4 separate regions of the Homo sapiens genome follow, and regions 1, 2 and 4 are each linked to region 3. The links are chromatin contacts, found by Hi-C or POLR2A ChIA-PET in ENCODE. All regions are on one chromosome and are shown on one strand. Each heading gives the region's core, a stretch centred on a gene start or an enhancer-like site at or near the end of the contact. The rest is flanking DNA. Distances are from core to core; before and after follow the strand shown. Region 1 has its middle 23 kb from the start of ELOA. Region 2 holds the start of RPL11 (ribosomal protein L11). Region 3 holds the start of CLIC4 (chloride intracellular channel 4). Region 4 overlaps LOC124903876 (a long non-coding RNA gene).

Region 1 (6,802 bases), core at 1,634-4,133, 1.0 Mb after region 3:
AGAGGTTGCAGTGAGCCGAGATCACACCACTGCACTCCAGCCTGGGTGACAGAGCGAGAATCCGTCTAAAAAAAAAAAAAAAAACCAAAAAAGCCCAAAAAGAGATCAGACAGCTGTTTATAGAGGCCGGTTAGAACTTTACTCAGCAAGAGGCAGGGCGCGGTGGCTCACGCCTGTAATCCCAACACTTTGGGAGGCCGAGGCGGGTGGATCACGAGGTCAGGAGATGGAGACCATCCTGGCTAATGTGGTGAAACCCCGTCTCTACTAAAAATACAAAAAAAATTAGCTGGGCATGGTGGTGGGCGCCTGTAGTCCCAGCTATTCGGGAGGCTGAGGCAGGAGACTGGCGTGAATCTGGGAGGCGGAGCTTGCAGTGAGCCGAGATGGCGCCACTGCACTCCAGCCTGGGCGACAGAGCGAGACTCTGTCTCAAAAAAAAAAAAAAAAAGAACTTTACTCAGCAAGGAAACCCTCCCTAAACCTGTTTCTGCCCCTACTTCCCACTCCAGCAAAGGGCACCATTATTTGCCAAGTGGCTCAAGTCTGAAGTCAAGGGGCTATCCTGGACTCTGACATACCTACCCATCCACCTCCATTCACCAGATCCTACTGATGTTATCTTCCAACTCCCTCAAAACCTATTTGCTTCTTCCATCTCATTCTCTCTAACGTGGATTAAGCTGCAACTGCCTCTCCACAACTGCCCTCTGCACCCTGTTCCACCCATCTCCTGCAGAGCTGTCAATTCAAATTGACTCTGATATGCAAATCTGATTTCGAGTAAAACCCTTCAGTGCTCCCCTGTGGCCTGCAGCCCTGGTACTCTCAACCCTGGCTACACATTACAGTCACTTGGGGAGCTTTAAAACTGATCCCAACACGAAGTCCCCATATCTTAAGAGACTCAGACCAAATGTTTTTAGTTCTTTTTTTTTTTTTTTTTGAGATGGAGTTTTGCTCTTGTTGCCCAGGATGGAGTGCAATGGCACGATCTCAGCCCACCGCAACCTCCACCTCCCGGGTCCAAGCGATTCTCCTGCCTCAGCCTGCCGAGTAGCTGGGATTACAGGCACGTGCCACCATGCTCGGCTAATTTTGTATTTTCAGTAGAGACAGGATTTCTCCATATTGGTCAGGCTGGTCTCGAACTCCTTACCTCAGGTGATCTGCCCACCTTAGCCTCCTAAAGTGTATTACAGGCATGAGCCACTGCGCCCAGCATTTTTTTTTTTTTAAGACAGAGTCTTGCTCTGTCACCCAGGCTAGAGTGCAGTGGCACGATCTCAGCTCACTGCAACCTCCGCATCCCAGGTTCAAGCGATTCTTGTGCCTCAGCCTCTTGAGTAGCTGGGATTACAGGCGCCCGCCACTGCGCCCGGCTAATTTTTGTATTTTTAGTAGAGATGGGGTTTCACCATCTTGGCCAGGCTGGCCTCGAACCCCTGACCTCGTGATCCACCTGCCTCAGCCTCCCAAAGTGCTGGGATTACAGGAGTGAGCCACCACGCCCAGCCCATGTCATTCTTTTTCTTTTTTGAGACAAGGTCTTGCTGCCACTTAGGCTGCAGTGCAGTGGTGTGATCACAGCTCACTGCAGCCTCAACCTCCCACCTACCTCCCAAGTAGCTGGGACTACAGGTGCATGCCACCATGCCCACCTTATTTTTTTATTTTTTGTAGAGATGGGGTTTCACTATGTTGCTCAGGCTGGTCTCGAACTCCTGGGCTCAAGCAATCTGCCTGCCTCAGCCTCTCAAAGTGCTGGGATTACAGGCATGAGCCACAGTGCCTAGCCTGTCATTCATCATTCTTTTTTTTTTTTTTTTTTTTTTTGAGATGGAGTCTCGCTTTGTCACCCAGGCTGGATAGCAGTGGTGCAATCTCAGCTCACAGTAACCTCTGCCTCCTGGGTTCAAGCGATTCTCCTGCCTTAGCCTCCCGAGTAGCTGGGATTATAGGCACACACCACCACGCCCAGCTAATTTTTGTATTTTTAGTAGAGACATCGTTTCACCATGTTGGCCAGGCTGGTCTCGAACTCCTGAACTCAAGTGATCTGCCCACCTCGGCCTCCCAAAGTGCTGAGATTACAGGTGTAAGCCACCGTGCCTGGCCCTGTCATTCATTCTTTCAGCAAAAATTTACTAAGCATCTACTATGTGCCACGTGCCTTGCTTGCACTGATGTGCCTGGTACATAGGCACAGTATGAACAGTAACATTTAGGCCCCTCATAAAGCCTACAGCCTGTTAGGGTCAATGAGGCTCTTAGTGTTTTTTGGGTTTTTTTTTTTTTTTTTTTTTTTTTGAGATAGAGTCTCTTGCCCAGGCTGGAGTGCAGTGGCACAATCTCGGCTCACTGCAACTTCCACCTCCCAGGTTCAAGCGATTCTCCTGTCTCAGCCTCCCGAGTAGCTGGAATTACAGATGTGTGCCACCATGCCTGGCTAATTTTTTTTCTATTTTTAGGAGAGATGGGGTTTCACCATGTTGGCCAGGCTGGTCTCGAACTCCTGACCTCAGGTGATCCACCTGCCTTGGCCTCCCAAAGTGCTGGGATTACAGGCATGAGCCACCATTCCTGGGCTGAGGCTCTTAGTGTTTTTTTTGTTTGTTTGCTTTTTTTTTTTTTTTTTTTTTTTTTTTGTGGCTCTTAGTGTTTTAAGCCTTACTTCTGGCCCCTCTCACCTCTTACTCTTTGTTCTAGTCATCATGACAGAGTTGGGATTTCCCAAACTTGCCCCATTGCAGCCTCAGGGTCTATAAATATGCCAACCCAAAATTCCAGCCCTCAGCCTCCTGGCCTCATTAAGACTCAGTTTGAGAATCACTTCCTCTGAGCAGCCTGTACCTAACCCCACCCCAGATCTGCCCCAGATTATCGTGCACCCATCACTGGAGGAGTCTCTCGTGTGGTCGTCACTGTCCATTTCTTTGTGTGATGTCCTCACTAGACTGTGAGCTCCTTGCAAGCAGGGACTGTGACTAAACCATCTCTGTATCCCTGCTGGGGGCACTAACTAGCTGGTGAACCCATAAGTACGTGGACTTGAACGGCCCAGTGGAGGGTCTGTATGAGAGGTATCCGCATAGGGCAATACACGGTGTGAGAGAAGAACTGCAGCTTCAGAAGGGCTAGGAGGCCAGGTTCTCAGCAGGAGTTTCCAGAGCACATAGCCTGTAACCACCAGGAAACAGGCAGAGATACAGAGCCTCGAAGCTGAGAAAGACAGTGCCTTACTTCTCCTTGAAGAGGGGCCTTGTGTGGTGAAAGTAACACATCTGTGTTCTAATTTGACTCCTCACCGGCTATGTGACTTTGGGTTAGACGGACCTCTAATATTTGCATGGCTGATGGCAAAAGTGTATACAGAGGCCCACATACCATTTATCTAAATATTTAAAAGTTAAAAACTAACAAACCATTAAATACAGTTTTTACTCTATCCTATCCTATTCTGTTCTCTTACTTCGATGAATATACCTTCATAATGACCTGGGGCTAGGTTTAAATTTAACATTCTCAGATTCCTAAGAGTTCTTGGGGATGTGGTGGCACAAGGAGAACTAGCCCCTAACCTACATGCTGTTCTTCCCACCTGCATTAGGCAGAATAATGTCCCCTCCCCACCCCAGGTGTCCACACCCTGATCCCAGGAACCTGTGAATATGTTATCTTACATGGCAAGGGGGAATTAAAATTGCTAATCAGGCCAAGCATGGTGGCTCACACCTGTAATCCCAGCACTTTGGGAGGCCGAGGCAGGAGGATCACTTGAACTCAGAGGTTTGAGACCAGCCTGGGCAACATTGCAAGACCTCATTTCAATTTATATTACAAATTTATTTATTTTAATACAATAAAAATTGCTAATCAGCTGACCTCAAGATAGGGAGATTATCCTGGATTATTGAGGTAGCCCAAAATAATCACAAGGGTGCTTCTAAGTGAAAGCGAGAAGCATGAGTCAGAGTCAGAGAAGATGTGATGACAGAGGCAAAGGCTGGAGTGATGGGATTGCTGGCTTTGAAGGTGGCCACCAGCCAAGGAACACAGGTGGCCTCTAGAAGCTGGAAAAGGCAAGCAAACAGATTCTCCCTGGAGCCTCAGGAAGGACACAGCCATGGCTATACCTTGATTATAGCCCAGTGAGACCCATTTTGGACCTCTGGCCTCCATAAATGTCAGATAGTAAGTTTGCGGTAATTTTTTTACAGCAGAAATAGGAAATGAATACACTGCCTTAGTCTCTGTCCTGCACCACAGGGCCTCACGTTCAGCCCAGGGGTCACACCAGCTCCTAAGTGCAAAGTCACACTCACAGACAGATGCCCCTTGGCCACCCCTTGGGCCTAGGGGTACACACACCAGTGTTCTGGGGAGGAGGGACCCAGGGAAGAGGCTCTGGAAAACAGCAGGGAAATCTGGGGTTGTGACATGTGTAGCATGGTCTAGAAAGGGGTATGGGCTTAGGGTTGGCACAGCTCCTAGGCTGCACGGCCTCCTCACCTGCTCACTTGGGGTAAATGGCTTCACCTCCCTGAGCCTCATCTGTAAAATCAACCATGTGGATCATTATTGAGCACATCATCTGAGCCAAGTGTCCTACTTAGTATCAGAGATTTGAGAATGCCTCATCCTTGTCCTCAAGGAACTCATCTCCTAGTAATTCTGACCTCACAGGGCTTCTACCCAAGAAGGGAATGGTAGGTAAAGCAGCTGACACATAGAAACCCCTCAATAAACTTTATTTTCCATTCCTTTCTACTTAACCAAATCAAGGGGCTTACCAATTAAAAATAAAAATCCCTTGCCCAAACTCTTTGATGGATTCCATCTGCTCCTAGGAGGGGCCTAAAATCCTTTGCAAGCCCAACCTCCACCCCACTCTGTGTTCCACATACAAACCTTGTAATTCCTCAACTCCACCAAAGGGGCGCTCCTGCTTCTGGCCTTCGCCTTGCTGTTCCTGCTGCCTGGAATGTCTTGTCTTCCACAAACACCCACCCCTTCTCACCAAGCTTTCTCTTTCAGGGCTTAGTTGAAATGCCATTCTCCTGGTGAAGCCCTTCTCGGTTTCAGAACCCCACTAACCTGAGCAGGTTTACCTGCCATCTTCTCTCCCAACACCAGATAGGACTCTCTGTAGCACTGACCATGATGGCTATTATATGACTACTATTTGTATTACCTTTTGTTGGTTAAATATAAAATGAATTTATTTTCATAATTTTAAATTTCATGTTCTTCAAGACAAAGTCTCAAATGTATTATTTTTGTGTTGTGGTAAAATAAATACATATATCTAACATTTAGCTATGCCATTCAGTCAGTGGCATTCTGTAGATCCACACTGCAACCATCACCAGTATCCATCTTATCCATCTCCAGGACTTTTTCCATCCCATGCTCAAACTATGCACCCAATAAACAATAACTCCCTATTTTTCCCTCCCCCAGCCCCTGGCAACCATAGTTCTATTTTTATCTCTGTGACTGTGACTACTCTAGGTACCTCACACAAGTGGAATCATAGAATATTTGTCCTGTTCTGATTGGCCTATTTCACTTAGTATAGTGTTTTCGAGGTTCACCCAAATGGTAGCACGTATCAGGATTTCATTCCTTTTTTTTTAAGGCTGAGTAATATTTCATTGTATGGACAGACCACGTTTTGTTCATCTATTCATTTGCTGATGGATATTTGGGTTGTTTCCACTTTTGGCTATTACGAATAGGGGTGCTATGAACATCAGTGTACACATATTGGTTCCTGGGCTTTCCATTCTTTTGGGAATATGCCCAGAAGTGGAATTGCTGGATCAAATGGTAACTCTATACTTAATATGTATTACTTTTTGTCCACTTTTTATTGGTTTATGCTCCCTCCCCACTTCCTCCACTGTAGTCTAGCACCATGAGGGTAGAAGCCACGTCTGTCTTCCTCTGTGTTTCATTGTGTGGTACCCTCACTAGACTGTGAGCTCCCTGCAGGCACAGATTGTGACTAAACCATCTCTATATCCCTGGTGGGGGCACTAAATAGTTGGTGAACCCATAAGTAAGTGAACTAGAGCAAAGCGCCTAAAATAAAGGCGATACATCGATGGGTCCAGCATGGGCTTGGCCCTTCAATCAACATTTGTTAAATTAATGAAACAATGGCAATTTAGCTGACTTGGGTGAAGGCTGGAAGCCTGAAGCAGATGTCACAGAAGAAAAGTGACAACAATTCCTGACGGGGATTTTCACTCCCAGAGGTCCCAAAGAGACTGACTGGCCATAGATCTGCCTGGTTTTCTCCCTTTCTTTTTCTTTCTATGACTGGCCATAGATCTGCCTGGTTTTCTCCCTTTCTTTTTCTTTCTTTCTTTTTTTTTTTTTTTTCCGAGATGGAGTCTCACTCTGTCGCCCAGGCTGGAGTGCCATGGCGTGATCTCGGCTCACTGCAACCTCTGCCTCCCGGATTCAAGAGATTCACCTGCCTCAGCCTCCTGACTGAGTAGCTGGGATTACAGGTGCACACCACCATACCCGGCTAATTTTTGTATTTTCAGTAGAGATAAGGTTTCACCATGTTGGTCAGGCTGGTCTCGAACTCCCTCGTGATCTGCCTGCCTCGGCCTCCCAAAGTGCTGGTATTACAGGCGCGAGCCACCGTGCCCAGAGATGAGCTCTCGCCATGCTGCCTGGCTGGAACGCAGTGGCTATTCACAGGTTCAATCACAGCATGCTATGGTCTTCAACTCATGGGCTCAGCCTCCCACGTAGCTGAGACTACAGATGCAAGCCATGTTTT
Region 2 (7,158 bases), core at 353-2,852, 1.1 Mb after region 3:
TTATTAACTTGCCAAACATCACAGCTGGTAACAAAAAGCAGGAGTGGAATCCAAAGACTTGCCATATTTCACTGTCCTAAAGCAACTACACATGTACAACTCATTTTATCTTCCACAATTATAAAGTATTACCCTCTTTATGCAAAGAAAAAAGCAGAGGTCCAGAGAGCCCAGAGTCAGACCAGCAAATGGTGAAGCCATCACTCAAACCCAGGCAATCTGTATACAACTTTTGAGATAGGGTCAACCAGGCTGGAGTGCAGTGGCACTAATATAGGCCACTGAAGCCTCATGCTCCCGTACAGCCCTGTTCTTAATGCAGCCTATATAACCCTAACTGCTAATCAGATCTAATGATCTTTACTTCGTTCCTGACATTTCCACTCTATCTCATATCCTAGTTACTTAGGAAAATCTTTACTTGGGCTAGTCTTAGCTTAAGATCTGCTCAAATAAAATCTAGTGTTCCAATCCCACACGCCATCTTGAATAAAAAAAAAAAAAAAAGACACCTCTTGGCCGGCTCATGAATTTAATGCTTTAAGTGATGCCGACTGTCACTTTCTAAACAGACTCGACAGCAGGTAAATCAAGAAACAACCAAGCGACCCAAGCAGGCAAACCCTGTATGTCCTTGTGACTACTCACCTTTGGAAAACACAGGGGTCTGCCCTGTGAGCTGCTCCAACACCTTGGCTGCTCGCGTCAGTCTGTCTCCACTCTCCCCAACACAGATGTTGAGACAGAGTTTGCGGATGCGAAGTTCCCGCATGGGGTTCTCCTTTTCACCTTGATCCTGCTGCAACAGGGAAGAGCAGCAGTCAATACACTCACAGCTGAGGGCCCTGAGTTTTACTACTTTCTATCTGCACAGCATTTTTATTTCTGCTCATCCCAAATCGTAACGAAGACCCTGAATGTTTAAAAGGTATAATGTTTAGGGGACATCAAGGGAAGAAGACAGCTCGGAACCTATCCTTCCTCCACGAACGGAACGGGTGAAGAGAAAACTCAGGACAGTTATTGAGTGTTAAAAGATACGGACACTGAGATCGAACCCTAAGAGGCTCAGGGTAACAAAGAGCGCCCCCATTGTAAGGCCAACTAAGGGGAGTGAGCGAAGAAACAGAACTTAATTGCTCAGTTAACAGGAAACACGTGGTTATGCGACGTCCAGCATCCTATTCGGAAGCTGTCTAAAGGCTGGCACCTTCCCTAAGCGGAGCAACCGACTAAGGTTTCCTAGCACCGAGCAAGTCTCAAGTCCCCGGGACCAGGAAAAGGCCCGGACCCCCCTGCCTCAGAACCCTCCATTCACCCCATCTGCCCCCGCTGCAGCCTCCTGACCGTGCTTCTGAGCACTCCGGGCAAGTGCCCGGAGCCGCTCCTAAAACGATGGCAGGGAAAGTGACAGAATTCAACCCTGCGTCCTTGGCTCGAACGGCTCTGCTAGTTTTGGGCCAGCAGGCATTGCGGGCTCCATATTCCTCGGGCTGCGGGCGAAGTAGCCCCCGCAGGCTCGGCCTGCCATGGATGGCGACGGATAAAGGAAAGCAAATCCAGGTCCCAGCTACTCACCGCCATGATGGAGAGCAGGAAGAGAAAGCGGAGCTTCCGGCCGAGGGCCTTATGGGCCAGGAGGCGGGCTCTTTTCCCAGGCTAACCACAGAGATGAAGACGAGGAAGAGAGGCGCATTTGGCAAAGCCCTGCAGCGTCGGCTTCTCCCTTGTGGGTAGTGCTAGCCACTGCAGGCGACGCTGGCTGAAGACCGGGATCTGGGTTTTCCAAAAATAGTTTTTGAAAGCTCCCGAATCAGCACGTCCTTGAGTTTCCGGACCTTGAGGACGTTCTCTCCTCCCAGTGTCACGAGCTGGTGGTCCTTGTGTGATGAGAACGCCAAAACTACATTAAATCAATCATGCAAATTATGACGCAAATTTATTCTGTAACAACGTAAACAAATATAATTTATTTATTTATTTATTTTTTGAGACGGAGCCTCGCTGTGTCACCCAGGTTGAAGTGCAGTGGCGCGATATCGGCTCACTGCAACCTCCGCCTCCCGGGTTCAAGCGATTCTCCTGCCTCAGCCTCCCAAGTAGCTGGGATTACAGGCACGCACCACCATACCGGTCTAATTTGTTTGTATTTTTAGTAGAGATGGGGTTTCACCATGTTGGTCGGGCTGGTATGGAACTCCTGACCTCAAATGATCCACCCGCCTTGGCCTCCCAAAGTGCTGGGATTACAGGCGTGAGCCACCACTCCGGGCACAAATAGAATTTATACAAACGGAAAGGAGTGGTGGTTTAAGAGTCCCGAGCTTGAAGACAGGCAGATGTGGTCCTGTCTCGACCAGCTAGTAGCTATGTGACCTTGGGCAAGTTACTACAGGGTGCGTATTCCTAACCTGAAAAGCCTGGGACCAGACGGTTTTTAGATTTGGGATTTTTCCGGATTATGGAATATTCGCATAAACATAATGAGATATCTTGGGGATGGAACCCAAGTCTGAATATGAAATTAATTTATGTTCCATATACACCTTATACACATAGTCTGAAGGTAATTTTATACAATATTTTAAGTAAGTTTGTGCATGAAACAAAGTTTGTGTACATTGAACCATCAGAAAGCAAAGGTGTCACTATCTCAGCCACCCTTGTGGACAATCTCTGGTTGGTTGGCCTAACCATTTTTCCAGACTGTAAATGTATATGCTATTGATAAGCAATACTTTCTTACGCTTATTCACATATAAGTACTTAACAGCGGCCGGGCGCGGTGGCTCACGCCTGTAATCCCAGCACTTTGGGAGACCGAGACGGGCGGATCGCGAGGTCAGGAAATCGAGACCATCCTGGCTAACACGGTGAAACTCCGTCTCTACTAAAAATACAAAAAAAAAAAAAAAAAAAAATTAGCCGGGCGTGGTGGCGGGCGCCTGTAGTCCCAGCTACTCTGGAGGCTGAGGCAGGAGAATGGCGTGAACCTGGGAGGCGGAGCTTTCAGTGAGCCGAGGTCGCGCCACTGCACTCCAGCCTGGGTGACAGAGCGAGACTCCGTCTCAAAAATAAAAAATAAGTTCTTAACAGCAAAATATATGCTATGTCATTAATACAGTGAAAAAGTAATGTGTTCAGGGCAACTAAGCAGCAGAGGAGCATCACCAGAAAACCTGGATCAGCTGTGAAACAACAGCGACCCACCCCCCCTCCCCCCACCACCACACCCGACCCCGGCCCCGCCAACCAGGCCAGGTGCTGTGGCTCACACTTGTAATCCCAGCGCTTTGGGAGGCTAAGGCGGGTGGATCACTTAAGGTCAGGAGTTCGAGACCAGCCTGGCCAACGGGGTGAAACCCCGTCTCTACTAAAAATACAAAAATTAACCGGGCCTGGTGGTGCATGCCTGTAATCCGAGCTACTCGGAAGGCTGAGGCAGGAGAATCGCTTGAACCGAGGAGAAGAAGCTTGCAGTGAGCCAAGATCACACCACTGCACTCCAGCCTGGGTGATAGAGCAAGACCCTGTCTCAAAACAAACAAACGAACAAACAAAAAACAGCGACCACAAGTGGCAGGCTTTCAGTCTCCACCTATGATGCAGTGTTTTGATTAAAAGATTACTGTACAATGTATTTTTTTTTTTAATTTTTATTGATCATTCTTGGATGTTTCTCGCAGAGGGGGATTTGGCAGGGTCATAGGACAATAGTGGAGGGAAGGTCGGCAGATAAACAAGTGAACAAAGGTCTCTGGTTTTCCTAGGCAGAGGACCCTGCGGCCTTCCGCAGTGTTTGTGTCCCTGGGTACTTGAGATTAGGGAGTGGTGATGATTCTTAACGAGCATGCTGCCTTCAAGCATCTGTTTAGCAAAGCACGTCTTGCACCGCCCTTAATCCATTTAACCCTGAGTGGACACAGCACATGTTTCAGAGAGCACAGGGTTGGGGGTAAGGTCACCGATCAACAGGATCCCAAGGCAGAAGAATTTATCTTAGTACAGAACAAAATGAAAAGTCTCCCATGTCTACGTCTTTCTACGCAGACACGGCAACCATCCGATTTCTCAATCTTCTCCCCACCTTTCCCCCCTTTCTATTCCACAAAACCGCCATTGTCATCCCGGCCCGTTCTCAATGAGCTGTTGGGTACACCTCCCAGACGGGGTGGTGGCCGGGCAGAGGGGCTCCTCACTTCCCAGTAGGGGCGGCCGGGCAGAGGCGCCCCTCACCTCCCGGACGGGGGGCTGACCCCCCCACCTCCCTCCCGGACGGGGCGGCTGGCTGGGCGGGGGGCTGACCCCCCCACCTCCCTCCCGGACGGGGCGGCTGCCGGGCGGAGACGCTCCTCACTTCCCAGACGGGGTGGCTGCCGGGCAGAGGGGCTCCTCACTTCTCAGACGGGGCGGCTGCCGGGCGGAGGGGCTCCTCACTTCGCAGACGGGGCGGATGCTGGGCGGAGGGTCTCCTCACTTCTCAGACGGGGCGGCTGGGCAGAGACGCTCCTCACCTCCCAGACGGGGTCGCGGCCGGGCAGAGGCGCTCCTCACATCCCAGACGGGGCGGCGGGGCAGAGGCGCTCCCCACATCTCAGACGATGGGCGGCCGGGCAGAGACGCTCCTCACCTCCCAGGTGGGATGGCGGCCGGGAAGAGGCGCTCCTCACTTCCCAGATGGGATGGCGGCCGGGCAGAGACGCTCCTCACTCTCCAGACTGGGCAGCCAGGCAGAGGGGCTCCCCACGTCCCAGACGATGGGCGGCCAGGCAGAGACACTCCCCACCTCCCAGACGGGGTGGCGGCCGGGCAGAGGCTGCAATCTCGGCACTCTGGGAGGCCAAGGCAGGCGGCTGGGAGATGGAGGCTGTAGCGAGCCGAGATCACGCCACTGCACTCCAGCCTGGGCACCACCGAGCACCGAGTGAACCAGACTCCGTCTGCAATCCCGGCACCCCGGGAGGCCGAGGCCGGCGGATCACTCGCGGCCAGGAGCTGGAGACCAGCCCGGCCAACACAGCGAAACCCCGTCTCCACCAAAAAAGCATGAAAACCAGTCAGGCGTGGCGGCGCGCGCCCGCAACCGCAGGCACTCGGCAGGCCGAGGCAGGAGAATCAGGCAGGGAGGCTGCAGTGAGCCGAGATGGCAGCAGTACAGTCCAGCCTCGGCTCGGCATCAGAGGGAGACCGTGGAAAGAGAGGGAGAGGGAGACCGAGAGGGAGAGGGGAGAGGGGAGAAGGGAGAGGAGAGAGGGGACTACACTGTATTTTTTTTAAGGTGAGAAGAAACATCAGAAGCAGTTGAGGGAGCAGGAAGTGGGTCCCCTAGGGACAAGGAGGCATTCTCCTGGATGGCTTTTTAAAATGTTTCCTCCAGAGTCATCTGCCTTTTTTTTTTTTTTTCTATTTTTTTTTGTTTGTTTTTTGTTTTTTGTTTTGTTTTGTGGCAGGGTCTTGCTCTGTTGCCCAGGCTGGAGTGCAGTGGTGTGATCTTGGCTCACTGCAGCCATGACTTCCCGGGCTCACATGATCCTCCCACCTCAGCCTCCCACGTAGCTGGGACCACAGGTGCACACTACCATGCCCAGCTAATTTTTTAAATTTTTTGTAGAGATGGGGTCTTGCCATGTTGCCCAGGCTGGTCTCCAACTCCTGGACTCAAGCGATCCTCCCACCTTTGCCTTCCAAAGTGCTGGGATTACAGGCATGAACTGCCACACCAGGCTTCATCTGCTTCATTACCAATGGTTTTTGTCTTAGACATGATTTTGTTATGAATGCATTCTGCTCTTGCCCCTCAATAAGCTCATCATGCATTTTCTCTTTTTTTTTTCTTTTCTTTTTTTTTTTTTTGAGACAGAATCTCACTCTGTTGCCCAGGCTGGAGTGCAGTGGCTCCATCTCGGCTCACTGCAACCTCCACCTCCTGGGTTCAAGCAATTCTCCTGCCTCCGCCTCCGGAGTAGCTGGGATTACAGGCGTCCACCACCATGCCCGGCTAATTTTTGTGTTTTTTTTTAGTAGAGACAGGGTTTCACCATGTTGGCCAGGCTGGTCTCAAACTCCTGACCTCAAGTGATCCACCCGCCTCAGTCTCCCAAAGTGCTGGGATTACAGGCATGAGCCACTGCACCTGGCCTACAAATCTTTAAAAATGTAACATCATGTCTCGTCTTAAATTTCTGCAACCAGCCAGGTGCAGTGGCTCATACCTGTAATCCCAACAGTTTGGGAGGCCAAAGTGGGAGGGTTTCTTGAGCCTAGGAGTTTACGACCAGCCTGGGCAACATGGCAAGACCCTGTCTCTGCAAAAAATTTATTAGCCTGGCATGATGGTGTATGTGTGTGTGTTCCCAGCTACTTGGGAGGCTGAGGTGGGAGGACTGCTTGAGCCTAGGAGGCTGAGTCTGCAGTGAGCCATATTTATGTCACTGCACTCCAGCCTGGGTAATAGAGTGAGACCTGTCCCCACACCCCAAAAAATCTGCAATCAGCCTGTTGAATATTCAGTTTCCTTAAATTTTCTGTTCATCGTGATAGATCTTGCTTGTTTCACCTTCAGTATACCATTAAGCGGCACATGTTGGATGGATCCATCAGTGCAATGCTGATGGATCTACTCTTCTTTTTTGTTGAGACAGAGTCTTGCTCTGTCATCCAGGCTGGAGTGCAGTGGCATGATCTCAAGTCACTGCAACCTCCATCTCCGGGGTTCAAGAAATTCTCCTGCCTCAGCCTCCTGTGTAGCTGGGATTACAGGCACCTGCCACCACGCCCAGCTAATTTTTGTAGTTTTAGTAGAGATGGGGTTTCACCATGTTGGCCAGCTGGTCTTGAACACCTGACCTCAAGTGATCCACCCACCTCAGCCTCCCAAAGTTCTGGGACTACAGGTGTGAGCCATCGTGCCCAGCCAGATGGATCTACTCTTTCAATACACAATGAAGATCTTCATTTTTTTTGCTTTATGCATTGTTTTTCTCTTTTTCATTAACTTCTGTTCATCATTTTCAGCATATAGAACTTCATCAGTTTATCCTTCTGTTTTTTTCTTTCTTTTTTTTTTTTTTTGAGATGGATTCTTGCTCTTGTTGTCCAGGCTGGAGTGCAGAGGCGCGATCTCGGCTCACTGCAACCTCTGCCTCCCAGGTTTCAATT
Region 3 (7,690 bases), core at 2,283-4,782:
AAAGGCTGGGATTACAGGAGTGTGCCACCACACCTGGTCCACTGCTTTCAAAATAACTATATTTACAAGGGTATTTCCCCCATTTGCATTTCCCACACGTAGGTTTTGAGAAGAGATCAAGAATGCCCTTTACCACATTTTACCTGTCCTTTTTTCCCCTTTCAAACAAACTGGTCTAGGGGCCAAGCACAGAGGCTCAAGCCTGTAATCCCAGCACTTTGGGAGGCCAAGGCAGGCAGATCACTTAAGGTCAGGAGTTTGAGACCAGCCTGGCCAACATGGTAAAACCCAGTCTCTTCTAAAATACAAAAATCAGCCAGGCGTAGTGGTGCATGCGCTCCTCGGAAGGCAAAGGCAGAAGAATCACTTCAACCTGGGAGGCAGAGGGTGCAGTGAGCCGAGATCGCGCCACTGCACTCCAGCAGCCAGGGTGACAGAGCGAGACACCATCTCATTAAAAAAAAAAAAAAAAAAAAAAACAAAAAACCTGATCTGTATCAGTGCAAAGTTTGCCTATGTTGAATCACTGGGTAGCAGAAAACATTTCTTATTTCACAAATGAGACAAACAAGGCTTAAAGAGTGAAAACAAACTGCCTAGGGTCACCCAACCAAGGAGTAAAGAACTGTGACTTGAACCCTGATTCTCTGCCACCAAGCCCAATGAGAAAGGCTTACAACTAGTGGTAGGAAGGATGATTTTCAGTGGTTCTCAACACAAATATGAAAAACAGAAAGGGGATGCAAGTGACTCAAGTTTGGAAAACTGCACACGCCCCTCTGCTATTCTAACTGAAAGATGAAATTAATAGTAAGCAGGGCATTAATCACTGATCTCTTCCTAATTCAGATACTTAATTTTTCTTGTCTTCTTTGATTAGCTCCTCCAATAGAATAATAGAATACTGAATAGAGCCATAACTGATAATAGCTTTATCTTTTTTTTTTTTTTTTTGAGACGAAGTCTCACTCTGTCGCCCAGGCTGGAGTGCAGTGACTTGATCTTGGCTCACTCCAACCTTTGCCTCCCCGGTTCAAGCGATTCTCATGCCTCAGCCTCCCGAATAGCTGGGCCCACCACCATGCCTGGCTAATTTTTCTATTTTTAGTAGAGACAGGGTTTCACCATGTTGGCCAGGCTGGTCTCGAACTCCTGGCCTCAAGTGATCTCCCCATCTCGGCATCCCAAAATGCTACAGGTGTGAGTCACCTCACCCGGCCCGATAGTAGCTTATTCTAAGTTTAATACTGTTCTAAAGTTTCACCGTTAAGTATCATGTTTTACAGATTATTCATGGATGCACTTTTTTTGAGTTTATGGAAATTCCTTCCTATTCCTCACTCAGTAAAAATTTTTTTTAACTCATCTCTGGCCCACTTGTTTCCCTTCTCCATGCTGTTTTCCACCCACCACCCTTCCTTTCTTTCTTTTTTTTTTTTTTTTTTGAGATGGAGTCTTACTCTGTTGCCCAGGCTGGAGTACAGTGGCGCAATCTCCGCACACCACAACCTCTGCCTCCCGGGTTCAAGCAATTCTCCTGCCTCAGCCTCCCGAGTAGCTGGGACTACAGGCACGCGCCACCACGCCCAGCTAATTTTTGTATTTTTAGTAGAGATGGGGTTTCACCATGTTGGCCAGGATGGTCTCGATCTCCTGACCTCGTGATCTGCCCACCTCAGCCTCCCAAAGTGCTGGGATTACAGGCGTGAGCCACCGCGCCCGGCCTCCTTCCTTTCTTGTATTTCAGGTTCCTTCCTACATTCTACGCATCTCAAAGTACTATATCTGCCACTCAAAGTAACCGAAACGCTTTGATATTTTGGGGGTTCTATACCTGTCTGCTGTTTCAGTTCCCTGGACCAAAAAAAAAAAAAAAAAAAAAATCGAAAATTGACAATTGAAAGAAAATCCTAAGGCAAACACTGTTCCAGTCATTACTGAAGACTGCAGAGGTAAATGCAGATTATTTCTTCTCTCCATCTCTTTTGTTTGAGACAGGGTCTTGCTCTGTCGCCCAGGCTGGAATGCAGTGGTGCGACGTGGCTCACTGCAGCCTCGACCTCCCGGGCTCAAGCAGTTCTCCCACCGCAGCCTCCAGAGTAGTACAGGCGCGTAACATCGCTCCCAGCTAATTTTTGAATTTTTTTGTAGAGACAGGGTTTCGCCATCTTGTTCAGGCTGGACTCAAGTAATCCTCCCACCTCGGCCTCCGAAAGTGCTGCGATTACAGGCATGAGCCACCGCGCCCAGCCCTTCTCTATCTCTTAAACACATCCTGAAATGTCCTTTCTTTAAAGTAAAAACTCGGGGAAAAAAAAGAACCCAATAGTTCTAGATGACCATTTACTTTCCGGTATGTTGCCTAGCTCTGAATGAGCCTGGCTTTTTAAGTGGCTGGAAGAAGCTCAAAGTGTTTTTTTTAAGTTTTGAGGGAAGGAGCTGGATCCAGATGTTTATAACTTCGACTCTCTCCTTTGCTAAAATAAAAAGTATTAAAGAGAAAAGCAAAGGAAGAGGGGTAGTATGTGTAAGCAAATAAATTCCACACATGAAAGCTGAAGACACAAGGGAAAACCAACCCTTTAAAGCCCAAGCAAGTTAAGAATTCTCTCCCTCAATTTCTTTCAAAACAAAAGGGCACACACAATCCTTCCCGAAGCAGCAACGCCGGGGGGAGAAGCCAAAATGTTGCATCATACAGAACACTCCGCGCTTGAGAAACGAGAAAGCCAGTAAATGCCCAAGACAGAAAAACACAAGTTGGGAATCTCGGTCTTTTCCGAAGGTCCAAGAGCACCTGCTCTTTGGTAAATTTGTTTAAGATTGCATCGAAAATTAAAGTTTCCGTTTCAGACCAGTGGGGAGCAAATGCTTTTTCAAAAACGCGTTCAAAGAAGTTCGTTTGAAAGCTCATCGGGCGGCGGGCCGCAGTTCGGGCTCCGGGCGGCGGACCGGAGCGCTGGGGAGCGGGTGGGGCCGGGCCCCGGCGCCCGGGCGGGGGGTGGTGACAGGACCCGCGCGCGCCCGGCGCTGGGGCCCCGGGGCAGGCAAGTCCCGCCCGTGGGCTCTTCCCGACCCACCCGGGCGCGGGACGCTGGTCTGGCGTCCGCCGATGCCTACGCGCTGGAGACGGTGGCCGCCGCCCGGGTCCCCAACCCGGACCCCTCGACGGGCCCTCGGAGGCGGGAAGGCGCGGGCGGCCCCCAGACAATGGGCCGGGGGCGCGGGTGCCCGCAGCGGGACGGGTGCTGGCGCCGAGCGGGGGCGCCTCAGGAGAGCCCCGGGACGCCGCTCCCCGCAGCCGGGAGGGAGCCGGGGGATCTGCCGGGCGGGACCGCGAGGCGAGCGCTCACCTTGACGAAGAGCTCGATGAGGGGCTCTTTGTCCTCCTCCTTCAGCCCATTCAGCGGCATCGACAACGCCATGGCCGGCTCGGCTGCGCTCCGCGAACGGCGAGGGCTGCTGCTGCTGCTGCTGCTTCTGCTCCGGGACTGCTCCGGCTGCCGGTTCCCGCCGTGCTGCTCGCTGGACTGTCCGGCGTCGAGCTGGCCACGGCTTCAGCTCCTCAGCACCGCCCCACGCCCCCCGCGCCACTCTGAGCCAGCCGCAGCCCGAGCCGCTTCAAACGGCTGGGAGGGGCGCCGGGGGCGGGGCCTCGGGCTGTAGGCAGGGCCAAGGCGCGGCGCCTCGGGACTCTCCGGGGAAAATAAGGCGGCAGGAGCACGGGGGCGTGGCCTCGAGCGGGGAAGGCGGAGGGACCGCTCCGGAGCCGAAGAAAGGACCTCTGCGGCGCCCCACAGCTGGTAGGGGGCGTGGCCTTGGTGGGCGGTACAAAGCTCAGGCTCTGGCGGGCGGGACCCGGGTACGCCTCTCTAGGGGACTGGTGCGGGGGGGAAAGGAGGGGAGGAATTCCCCAGGGGCCCGAGCCTGACACTGCCTCCCGCCGCAGCGCCTGCGCGTCCTCCGCAGCTGCTGCTGTTGCTGTGCCAGGTGACCTCATGCCTCGGCCGCCCTGGGGAAGCTAGGAGGCGCCTCCTACCCACTCCCCCGCTGCAGCACCCCAGGACTCATCGCCCTTTCCCGCAGCGGCTACCTCCCCAAGTCCCTCTATTACGCGGAGTTGCCTTTTCCAAGACAACTTACTGGAAAGTTTTCATCGCCTGGGGAACACCTTTTTCTTCTGCCTCTGACTTCGTTTTTCCCTTTGACGCTCCTGATCGTTTCGATCTTGGCAGCCAGCATATTCACAAATATATATATATATATATATATTTTTTTTTTTTTTTTTTTTGAGACGGAGTCTGGCTCTATCGCCTAGGCTGGAGTGCAGTGGCGCGATCTCGGCTCACTGCAAACTCTGCCCCGGGTTCACGCCATTCTCCTGCCTCAGCCTCCCAAGTAGCTGGGACTACAGGCACCCGCCACCGCGCCCGGCTAATTTTTGTATTTTTAGTAGAGACGGGGTTTCACCGTGTTAGTCAGGATGGTCTCGATCTCCTGACCTCGTGATCCGCCCGCCTCGGCCTCCCAAAGTGCTGGGATTACAGGCGTGAGCCACCGCGCCGGGCGCATATTCACAAATATTTATGAAACCTTACTGTGTTTCAGGCTCTGAGCTAGCCCTTGGAGAGTAACAACTCCCAAAGCTCAAGATCTTGAACTGCAATCTCAGTGCCTGCAGGCCACTAAGGACTTCCAAGTCGTTGTCCATCTTGTTCCCCACTGCCCACACCCATTTCTTCCCCCCGGCTCACCTGTCAAATTTGAGTGTGCATCAGAATCACCTAGGTGCTACACGCAGCCCCGCTTTTTGTGTTTCCCAGATCCTCTGGGAAAAAGAGAAATCCACATCTTAGCAAGCACCAGGACAATTCTGAAGTAGGTGGTCCGCAAACCAGTTAAACTGCCCTGGGATTTAAGCCCCCGAGGGCAAGAGCTGTGCTTGCCTTGAGATTGTAGGCACCTGGTCCTAGTTTGCTGCTGTTGAGTGCCTGGGGCAAGTTTCACCTCCTCTGGAAACAATTACTTGTGCCCTTTTCTGACTTTCCATAATACTTGACTCACAGCTACTCCTCCCAACTTCCCAGGTTGGGATAAATAGTGAGTTCCAGGAGGCCCAGACATGGGAGGTTTGTCTCCATATCCTCGGTGCCTAGCACATACCAGAATGTTTGAACAAATTGTACGTAGGCATGAAAATACAGTGAAACTTGCAATTTCTTCCTCTGCCAGCCCAAAGTAAGTTGCTCAAATTTTCTCACAGAGGCTCTGTGAAAGAGCCAGTGTATCCCAGTGGTCAGGAACACGTGCTCTGTAGTCTGACTGTTTAAGTTCAAATCTGACAAGGCAGTGTCCTTAAAACCCCTAAGCCTCAGTTTCATTATCTAGAAGTGGGTGGGGCTAATTACTGATTCTTGCCTTACCATATGTGCTGCTCCGTCAGTATGGCTGTTAACTGCATTGAGACTTATTCTGTCCCTACCACCCCTGCAGGCTAGAATGTGGCATCATATTCTACTCTCTCTATGCCCGGCTAGTTCGTTGAAAATAAATAAATAAATTCCAGGAGGCTCCCCTTAGATGGGGGCTTGAACCATGAAAATCCTGAAGTGACTGACTAGACTCTGGACTGAACCGTGTTAATTTTTCATAGAATCATGAACTGAAGCAAAGTTTCCTTCCAGAATCCACCCTCTCTGCCCTACCAAAAAGGAACCAAATGGTGAATCAGTTCAAAGCAGATCTAAGCCAAAAAACAATTCAGCAGAAACTCAATGTACCTGAGAATTGATCAAATTGAGGCCGGGCACAGTGGCTCATGCCTGTAATCCCAACACGTTGGGAGACCGAGGCGAGTGGATCACCTGAGGTCAGGAGTTCGAGACCAGCCTGGCCAGCATGGCGAAACCCCATCTTTACTAAAAATACAAAAATTAGCCGGGTGTGGTGGCACATGCCTGTAATCCTAGCTACTCGGGAGGCTGAGGCAGGAGAATCGCTTGAACCGGGGAGGCAAAGGTGGCTGTGAGCCGAGATCACGCCACTGTACTCCAGCCTGGGCGACAGAGCGAAATCCATCTCAAAAAAAAAGAATTTGAGTTAGAGGCAGCAAATATTCCCGGTGGTGACTTGCCCTTCACAGGCTCCAACTGGCCTCACAGCACCAGGGTATGGAAGGAGGAACAGACCAGGGCCCTTTAGGCTTCATTGACTAAACAGAGATCTTAGCTAGGAGGAAGCCAGGGGCATTCTCCACAGAGCCCTGAGGTGGTGATGATCTCCTGGGCTCCTCCTACCCAACAGGAAGCCCCCCAGGAAGAGGCTCAGACCCAGAGCCTGTGCTTAGACGTAGTCTCAGTCACACCTACAGTTTCCCAAGTTCCGCCCTCATATGGCTCCCATGGATGGGCAGTCAGTCCTGGGAGTGGGTGAAAGGGAAAGAGGATGTTTATGCAGGGGAGGCCCCCTAACCACATAGCAGTCAAGTCTCCTCTTCGAATTTTGAATTGCATGCCTGCTTTACATTCTTTACTCAGGCTTGTTTTTATAGCACACAGAAATCTTTAAGATGGGTGGAGACATGTTGTCTCCTCCCACACACACCCCTCTGACCTCATCTCCTACCATTCTCCCCTGTGCTCTCCACCCCAGCTTCACTGGCCTCCTTTCTAGTCCTTGGATATGCGAAGCACACTGTGGCCTCAGGGCCTTTGCATTTGCTCTTCCCCCTCTCTGGAACATTCTTCCCCCAGAATTTCTGCAACTCCCACTCCCTTACTTCCTTTGGCTCTTTGCTCAAATGTCATCTTCTCAGAGCGCTCTCCCCAAATACCACCCTATGCAACGTTGCAAGTTGCTATCTTTCACTCCACCCTCCACTTTATCTCTCTTCATAACACTTACAACCCTCTGATACATATCTACCTATTTATCTGCTTATTGTCTGTCTTCTCCCACTAGAACATAAATGCCATAAGGGCAGGGATTTTTTGTTTGGTTTTGTTTATGGCTATATTCCTGGCTCAGAGGACAGCTCATGGTACACAATAAAAATTTATGGAGTGGGCCGGGCGCAGTGGCTCACGCCTATAATCCCAGGATTTTGGGAGGCCAAGGCGGATGGATCACCTGAGGTCGGGAGTTCGAGACCAGCCTGACCAACATGGAGAAACCCCGTCTCCACTAAAAATACAAAAAATTAGCCAGGCATGGTGGTGCATGCCTGCAATCCCAGCTACTTGGGAGGCTGAGGCAGGAGAATCGCTTGAACCTGGGAGGCAGAGGTTGCAGTAAGCCGAGATTGCGCCATTGCACTCCAGCCTGGACAACAAGAGCGAAACTCTGTCTCAAAAAAAAAAAAAAATAGCTTATGGAGTGAGTGACTGTACCATGTTTATCCTATGGTTTCATGTACCCCTGACATGACATTTGGATTGTCACGCTCTTCCAGTCTGGGAAGCCAGGTGGTTTGTGTTTATGACTGCCCCTACACAGGGGGTCAGGTTTTCCTCCAGTAAGCCTCCCTTGATGACACTTTCCTCCTCCCACTTCTAACTCTGTGGTGCTGCTCGCTGACTGTCTCAGCCCAAAGTTCTGCAATTTCAGCAGCAGAATGAGCTGCTATGCACATGGACTCTGGGGCCAGACTGCCTGGGTTCCAATCCTGCTTCTGTTATTTACTAACTCAGGA
Region 4 (6,867 bases), core at 1,085-3,584, 1.2 Mb after region 3:
CAGCCTCACAACAAAGAATTATCCAGCCCAAAATGTCAATAGTGTTGGGTCTGAGAAGCCCTGCTATGCAGAGGGCGCTTGTATATACATATCAATTTAACAGCCAAGAAAGCCGAGGCTCAGAAAGTGTAGCCACTCGCTAGCCACGTGGTCTTGGGCAAATTAGCCTCTCTGTGTCTCAGTTTCCTTATCTGTAAAATGGAGGCAACAGTACCTCTGTTACCTAAATAAACATTTGTAAAGCACTTAGAATGGTGCCTGGCACATAGTGTTACATGAATGTTTGCTAAAAATATATAAACAAGCTTACCCAGGAAACACGGAAAGTAAAAGAATTGTAATGAAAGCCCAGGTGAAAAAAATCTAAAGAGACTTAAGGACATGGGGGCTGGAATATGAGAGACCTCCTGGGGGTGTACAGCCCTGTGAGCAGGTAAGGCTGTCCACCGTGTGACATCCTATGTTCCCTGCCACCCCCCACCACCAGTAGCCATGAGGTTTTCCTTCTCAGACACTGCTACCTTAAATGCACTTCATCTTTTTAGGTTAAAATGATATGCACTTCAACATGAATCTCCTTGGCAAGTATCTGACACAGTAAGCCACTATCAGTCACTAAGAATAATTCAGGATAAATTAGTTTTTCAGTTGCCTCCCAACAAATAGGCCGAATGCAGGTTATACTGAGAGTGGAAGGTAAACAGAGGCTGACAGCTTAGTGTTCAGAGGCAGGCTTAGGACAGTGCTGGCAGGTGCACAGTTGTCCTCAGCAATCCTAGACCATCAGTCATTCCCCTACCAGCCAGCACCACCTAGAACAGGCCTCAAGTCTGGGCCCTGCCTAGCTTTGCACCCCCTTTCAGAACCTGCTCCTGACCCTCCCCCACCTTCAGCTCTCCTGGTCTTTTTACTCAGTCTGGGGCCTATTCCCTACTTTCCCACTTTGACCTCTAATCCTGTCCTCAGTCAGAGCCCAGATTCCTCCACCAGCTGCTGAGACCTGCCAACTTGCTAAGTGATTGCCCTACTCAATGCTGAAGGCCTGACATATCAGCCCGGCTCTCTCAGCAAGCCCCAGGGCTGTGAAGGAAACTGGGCAGAGGGTGTCACAAGAGTGGAGGGAGAAAAAACCAAAGCAAGGGTCACCCATATCTCTACTCTGCCCAGAACCCGCCTGCTACGCCTATTCATTAGAACATTCATGGCCATTTACCGAGCTCTTTAAGCTATGAGTCTTGCACACTTACAACAGCTCTCACAGCTGTGCCCCACTCCCCCATCCCTGGAGACCTACAAGGGCCCATATTAACTGTATTACTTCTCTATTGCTGCTATAACAAAATGACTACAAACTTAGTCACTTAAAACAACTTAAGTTTATGCTCTCAAACCAACCTGATCTCACTGGGCTAAAATCAGGGTGTTTGCAGGGACTTCCCTTTCGGAGAATCTGGAAGATAATTGATTTCCTTGCCTTTTCCAGCTTCTGGAGGCTGCCAACATTCCTTGGGTTGTGACCCCTTCCTTCATTTTCAAAGCCAGCAACATGGCATCTCTCTGACCCTGTTTTCGTGGTTGCCTCTCTTTCTCTGACTCTTTTCTGCTGCCCTCTCCCACTTTTAAGGACCCTTCTGATTCCATTGGACCCACCTAGATAATCCTGCATAGCAACCTTCATTCCATCTGCAAACTTAATTCCCACTTGCCGTGTAACAGTACATTCACAAATTATAGGGATTAGGACACAGACATCTTTGGAGGTGACTATGATCCTGCCTACCATGTTAACCAACCCAGAGTGGCGGGGACCATACAACCCAGAGAGCTTGTGCTCCTTCTCAAGGGAGCAACTGCTGCTCAGCTCCAGCTGTCATCATCATGCATCAGTATGGGTTCAGTGTGGCTGAGTCTGCCAATATTTCAAGTGAAATCAGAAAATTGGACTTTCAGGTGAAGATTTCCAATTCTGACATCACTGTGCAGACCAAAAAAGAACAAAAAATCTCATAGGCTAGATATAGCCTGAAGCCACCCAGGTGTGACCTCTGGGTCCACCTCTACCACATCAGCTGTGTGAGATGATGAGATTTCTCTGGCATTTACAGGCTCTGCAGGTTCTGGGGGATGGAGAACCAGTCAGGCCTAGAGGCCAGAGAGAATGTGGTCAGGAGCATAGCGGGTACTGAAGGGGGTGCCTCAGGGGAAAGTTCAGAGGGAGAAGGGACTGACCATCTCCCTAAGGGACTAACCATCACCTGCAGGAAGCAGCAGTGCCTCAAAGGGTACAGGAAATCAGGCTGAGGCCGACCTGAAGAAATCAACCAGAGTAAGGTGGGCTTTATGGCTTGTGACCTCAGAACAAATCAAGCACACTCTTTCTACTTTCAAAAAGTATCAGTTCTTCCCCTCCCCACAAAACTAGCAACATTGGCTGACTGTGAGAAGAGGATGGCAGGGGCCGGGGTGAGAAGGAGGCCTTTCACTTTATGCCTCTCGAGCTTTTTGAGTTTTTAACCAGGTGAAAGTATTACCTACTTAAAACATTAAATTCAAAAGCTTTTATTCATTTAAAAATATTTTAAAATACAATCGATTACATTAGAGGTAAAAACACAAAAGTAGTTGTCATGGTGATGCTACTGCACTTCCATGAAGATGGTATGTGTGGTCATATAACAGGATGGTTTAGAAATGGTGAAATCTTCATACATTTGGCTAATTACTCCGGACCCATCGCCTGTCATTCAAACTGATGGCTGCTTTTCCTTATCCTTACATGCCAGCACTTGAATAAACCAGGTTGGTGTCTTTTGGAGTTCTTTTCCATTCTGACTGGCACAAAGCTAAGGCTCTGGAGTCAGTCGGCTTGCCTCTTCCATGCTGTGTGACCTTGAACAACATGCTTAGCCTCTCTGAGCCTGTTTCCTCATCTGTATAATGGCTTCATAGGCTTTTTATGAAGATAAATGAGTTAATGTGTATAAAGCACTTGAAACAGCACAAAATCAGTGCCCATAAATGTTGACACTTATTATTAACTATTTTCATTATTCTTTTAATCTTGTTTATTTTTGAGTGGGGGGATTATTAAAACCATAACTTAAGACATGTAACAAAACATAAGTAACGTAGGTGAACTAAAATGAAGCGAATTTAACCTCTGGTCCCCCAAATCCTTACAAGCGCCCTCTTAACAGGAGTATCATTGTCTATTTCATAGATAGAAAAACTGAAGCTTGGGGAAAGTGAGTGAGTTGCTCTAGGACACTGAGTTTGGAAATAGAAAAGATAGGAGCTTGAACCGCGTTTTCAAGACTCCAGATCCCATGGCTTTCAACTCGAGGCTGTCCTACAGTATGATTATAAAGTAACAGGTGCTCCTTCCTTATTTGGTCCAAAAGAAAAAAAAATTGCAGGGCTCAGAGGGGAACTTGGCTTTTTGATTTGTTCAGTTTGGGGTCAGCCCTTCCTTGCTCCTGGCCCCAGATTCAGTAGATTCCAGGGTGGGGGGGTCAGGTCAGCAGGTCTCTGGCTTATATTCTGGCCTCAGCTTTGGAGCCAAGTTATTCTCTCCCCTGGGAGGGAGTCAGGGTTGGGGAGGGGGTGTCAGAGCCTGGAGACTGCTGTGGATGTCCCTGGCCCAGCTGTGGCCTGAGCTTTCTCACCAGGAGGCTTTCCCAGCATCCCCACTCTTCCCCAGGCCTTCTGCCATCTCTCCCAATTCTCACCATCCAAGAAGTAGTTGTTGCAGCTTGAAAACATGGCTGCTAGCAAACTTGTGGGTTAAATGCCCCAGGAAGATGGAGCGCACTGCCCAAGCAATTTCCAGGAAGCAGGACAGCCCAGAGGTCAGGAACACTTTGCAGTTTTGAAATTTGGCTCTTTTGCTTCTAGCTCTTCGGTCTTAGGCGGGTGGCTTCACCTTTCTGATGCTTCCGCAACTGTGAAATGGGATGATAATAGTATCTGTCACAAAAGTTGTTTGGAAGCCTGGGCAGCATAGAGAGACCCTGTCTCTACAAATAAGTACAAAAAAATTGGGCCGGGCGCAGTGGTCTATAATCCTATAATCACAGCACTTTGGGAGGACCAGGCAGGCAGATCACGAGGTCAGGAAATCGAGACCATCCTAGCTAACATGGTGAAACCCCGTCTCTACTAAAAATACAAAAAAATTAGCTGGGTATGGTGGTGGGCGCCTGTAATCCCAGCTATTCAGGAGGCTGAGGCAGGAGAATGGTGTGAACCCAGGAGGCGGAGCTTGCAGTGAGCCGAGATTGCACCACTGCACTCCAGCCTGGGCGACAGAGTGAGACTTCATCTCAAAAAAAAAAAAAAAAATTTGCCAGCTGTGGTGGCATGTACCTGTGGTTCCAGCTACTCGGGAGGCTGAGGCAGGAGGATTGCCTAAGCATGAAGGTTGAGGCTGCAGTGAGCCATGATCAGGCCACTGCACTCCAGCCTGGGCAACAGAGCAAGACCCTGTCTCCAAAAAAAAAAAAAAAAAAGTTGTTGGGAGAATTTTTAAAAAGAGATTTATTGGTGTTTAATTTACATACTAGAAAATTCACCAATATTTATGTATATAATTCAATGATTTTTAGCACATTTACAGAGTCGTGCAACCATCACATCAATTCCAGAATACTTTCATCACCCCCACATAAAACCCTGTATCCATTAGCAGTCACTCCCCTTCTGTCCCCCAGTCCCAGGCAACCATTAATCTACTTTCTGTCTCTATAAATTTTTAGAAATTTATAGAAATTTCTTTTAGAAATTTCACATAAATGGAACTGCACAGTATGTGGTCCTTTGTGTCTTGCTCCTTTCATGTAAGCATATTTTTTGAGGTCCATCTATTTATTGTGTAGATTAGTAGTTCATTCCTTTTTTATAGCTGAATAATATTCCATTGTATGAATACACCACATTTTGTTGATCCATTCATCAGCTGATGGCCATTTGAGTCATTTCCACTTTTTTGCTATCATGAACAATGCTGCTGTGAACATCCCTGTATGAGTTTCTGGGTAGACTTGTTTTCATTTCTCTTGGGTAGAGATCTAGGAGAAGAACTGCTAGGTCATGTGATAAATTGCTGTTTAACTTTTTTTTTTTTTTTGAGACGGAGTTTTGCTCTTGTTGCTCAGGCTGGAGTGCAACGGAGCGATCTCAGCTCACTGCAACCTCTGCCTCCTGGGTTCAAGTGATTCTCCTGCCTCAGCCTCCCGAGCAGCTGGGATTACAGTGGGATTACAGGCATGTGCCACCATACCCGGCTAATTTTGTATTTTTAGTAGAGACGAGGTTTTTCCATGTTGGTTAGCTGGTCTCGAACTCCTGACCTCAGGTGATCCGCCCGCCTCGGCCTCCCAAAGTGCTGGGATTACAGGCGTGAGCCACCACACCCGGCTGATATTTAACTTTTAAAAATGGCCAAGCTGTTTTCCGAAGTTTTACCTTCCCATCAGCAGCATATGAGGGTTCGCTGAGATAATTAAACAGGATTATTAACACAAAGTGCTTGGCATAGCGCCTGGTCATAGTAAATCCTCAGTAAATGATAGTTAGCACTAACAGGTTTCAATAGAAACAGGAATAGTTACAGTACCCAGAGAACGGCTGCCTTCTTCCCTGAATAAAGTGGATCTCATAACCACAGTCACTCTGAAAAAACTGACCAAATTCTTTTTTTTTTCCCCCTGGAAGTATGCTTACATTATTTGTGCTCTTTAGCCTGGCATTCAAAGCTCTCCAGATACCCCACCTCCATCTACTTCTGCAATCCTGGCCTGCACCTCTCCACCTCCTCGCTCCTGCCCAATCAAGTGATCTGCACCTGAGCAGCTTTGTTCATACCATTCTCTGCCCCCTTCCCTCCAGTCTTTCTCCTGCCCTGTCTTCACGTACCAAAATCTCATCTGGGCTGGGCATGGTGGCTCATGACTGTAATTCCTTTGGGAGGCTGAGATGATAGGACTGCTTGAGGCCAAGAGTTTGAGACCAGCCTGGGCAACATAGCAAGACCTCATCTCTACACAATTTTTTAAAAAAAATTAGCCAGGTGTGGTGGCACACATCTGGAGTACCAGAGTTTTTCAATTGGTAGCCACTAGCTATGTGTGGCTACAGAGCATTTGAAATGTATCTAGTCCAAACTGAGATGTGCTGAATTAAAGACACGAGATTTTGATGACTAAGTATAAAAAATAATGTAGGAATAATAGTTTTTCTGTGTTCATCACATGTTGAAATAATGTTTTGAATATATTGGATTAGGTAAAGTATATTACTGAAATTAATTTTAAGGCCAGATACAGTGGCTCACACCTGTAATCCCAACACTTTGAGAGGTTGAGGTGGGAGGATAGCTTGAGTCCAGGGTTTTGAGACCAGCCTGGGCAACATAGTGAGACCCTGTCTCTACAAATAATTTTAAAATGAGCCGGGCTTGGTGGCACGCATCTGTGGTTCCAGTTACTCAGGAGGCTGAGGTGGGAGGATCACTTGAACCCAGGACATCGAGGCTGCAGTTTGAACATGATCACACCACTGCACTCTAGCCTGGGCAACAGAGCAAGACCCTATCTCAAAAAAAAATTAATTTCACTGTCCTTGCTTTTTTAACTATAGCTGCTGGAAAATTTAAAATTACATTTGTGGCTTGCATTATTGTTCTATTGGACAGCATTCGTATAAAGCATCAACATCCTAACTCTCATTGAGCACCTATTTCTTAAATTTTTGTATCTGTTATCTGATATAATACAATTATGTGGGGGTGGATATCATGAATATTTCTTTTTTCCAGATAAGAAAACTGAGGGAGGGTGTGTGTGACCTCCCCAAGGTCACAGCTGGACA

Evidence for each region. Hi-C counts contacts between places; a loop is a spot of excess contacts on that map. ChIA-PET counts read pairs that join two places held with the same protein, here RNA polymerase II (POLR2A). Pooled maps may share reads with other maps.
Region 1: a pooled map shows a loop between it and region 3 (6-fold over the local background). The contact joins the enhancer-like site here to the promoter of CLIC4 in region 3. A Hi-C loop is called at or near these places in 5 of 37 single-sample maps with no recorded cell type and 4 of 50 pooled maps. POLR2A ChIA-PET finds 5 or more read pairs at or near these places in 2 of 52 experiments (activated CD4-positive, alpha-beta T cell and activated T-cell).
Region 2: a pooled map shows a loop between it and region 3 (4-fold over the local background). The contact joins the promoter of RPL11 here to the promoter of CLIC4 in region 3. A Hi-C loop is called at or near these places in 1 of 168 maps with a recorded cell type or tissue (posterior vena cava) and 1 of 50 pooled maps. POLR2A ChIA-PET finds 5 or more read pairs at or near these places in 1 of 52 experiments (activated B cell).
Region 4: a pooled map shows a loop between it and region 3 (3-fold over the local background). The contact joins the enhancer-like site here to the promoter of CLIC4 in region 3. A Hi-C loop is called at or near these places in 2 of 50 pooled maps. POLR2A ChIA-PET finds 5 or more read pairs at or near these places in 3 of 52 experiments (H1, OCI-LY7 and WTC11).

What each region holds. Positions count from the first base shown.
Region 1 is chr1:23,716,817-23,723,618 of GRCh38, reverse strand. No RefSeq gene overlaps it. Among named protein-coding and RNA genes, the nearest start is that of ELOA, 23 kb to the left of the region's middle. Within about 2 kb of position 2,883, at least 5 of the 41 ENCODE cell types and tissues checked have a DNase peak (open chromatin) inside an H3K27ac peak, as active enhancers do.
Region 2 is chr1:23,686,250-23,693,407 of GRCh38, reverse strand. It overlaps RPL11 (ribosomal protein L11), which reads right to left and starts at 1,602. Exons shown (of 6, transcript NM_000975.5): 1 at 1,579-1,602; 2 at 649-799. The coding sequence starts at 1,584. RefSeq lists an enhancer at 1,321-1,640.
Region 3 is chr1:24,741,289-24,748,978 of GRCh38, reverse strand. It overlaps CLIC4 (chloride intracellular channel 4), which reads right to left and starts at 3,532. Exons shown (of 6, transcript NM_013943.3): 1 at 3,354-3,532. The coding sequence starts at 3,425. RefSeq lists silencers at 2,961-3,120, 3,221-3,930 and enhancers at 3,012-3,617, 3,618-4,223, 5,436-6,041.
Region 4 is chr1:23,569,821-23,576,687 of GRCh38, reverse strand. It overlaps LOC124903876 (a long non-coding RNA gene), which reads right to left. Exons shown (of 3, transcript XR_007065537.1): 3 at 2,988-3,941. LOC107984928 (a long non-coding RNA gene) reads left to right here. Exons shown (of 2, transcript XR_007065540.1): 2 at 1-252. Among named protein-coding and RNA genes, the nearest start is that of ID3, 14 kb to the right of the region's middle. RefSeq lists an enhancer at 1,842-1,931. Within about 2 kb of position 2,334, at least 5 of the 41 ENCODE cell types and tissues checked have a DNase peak (open chromatin) inside an H3K27ac peak, as active enhancers do; they include OCI-LY7, where a contact is called at or near this core.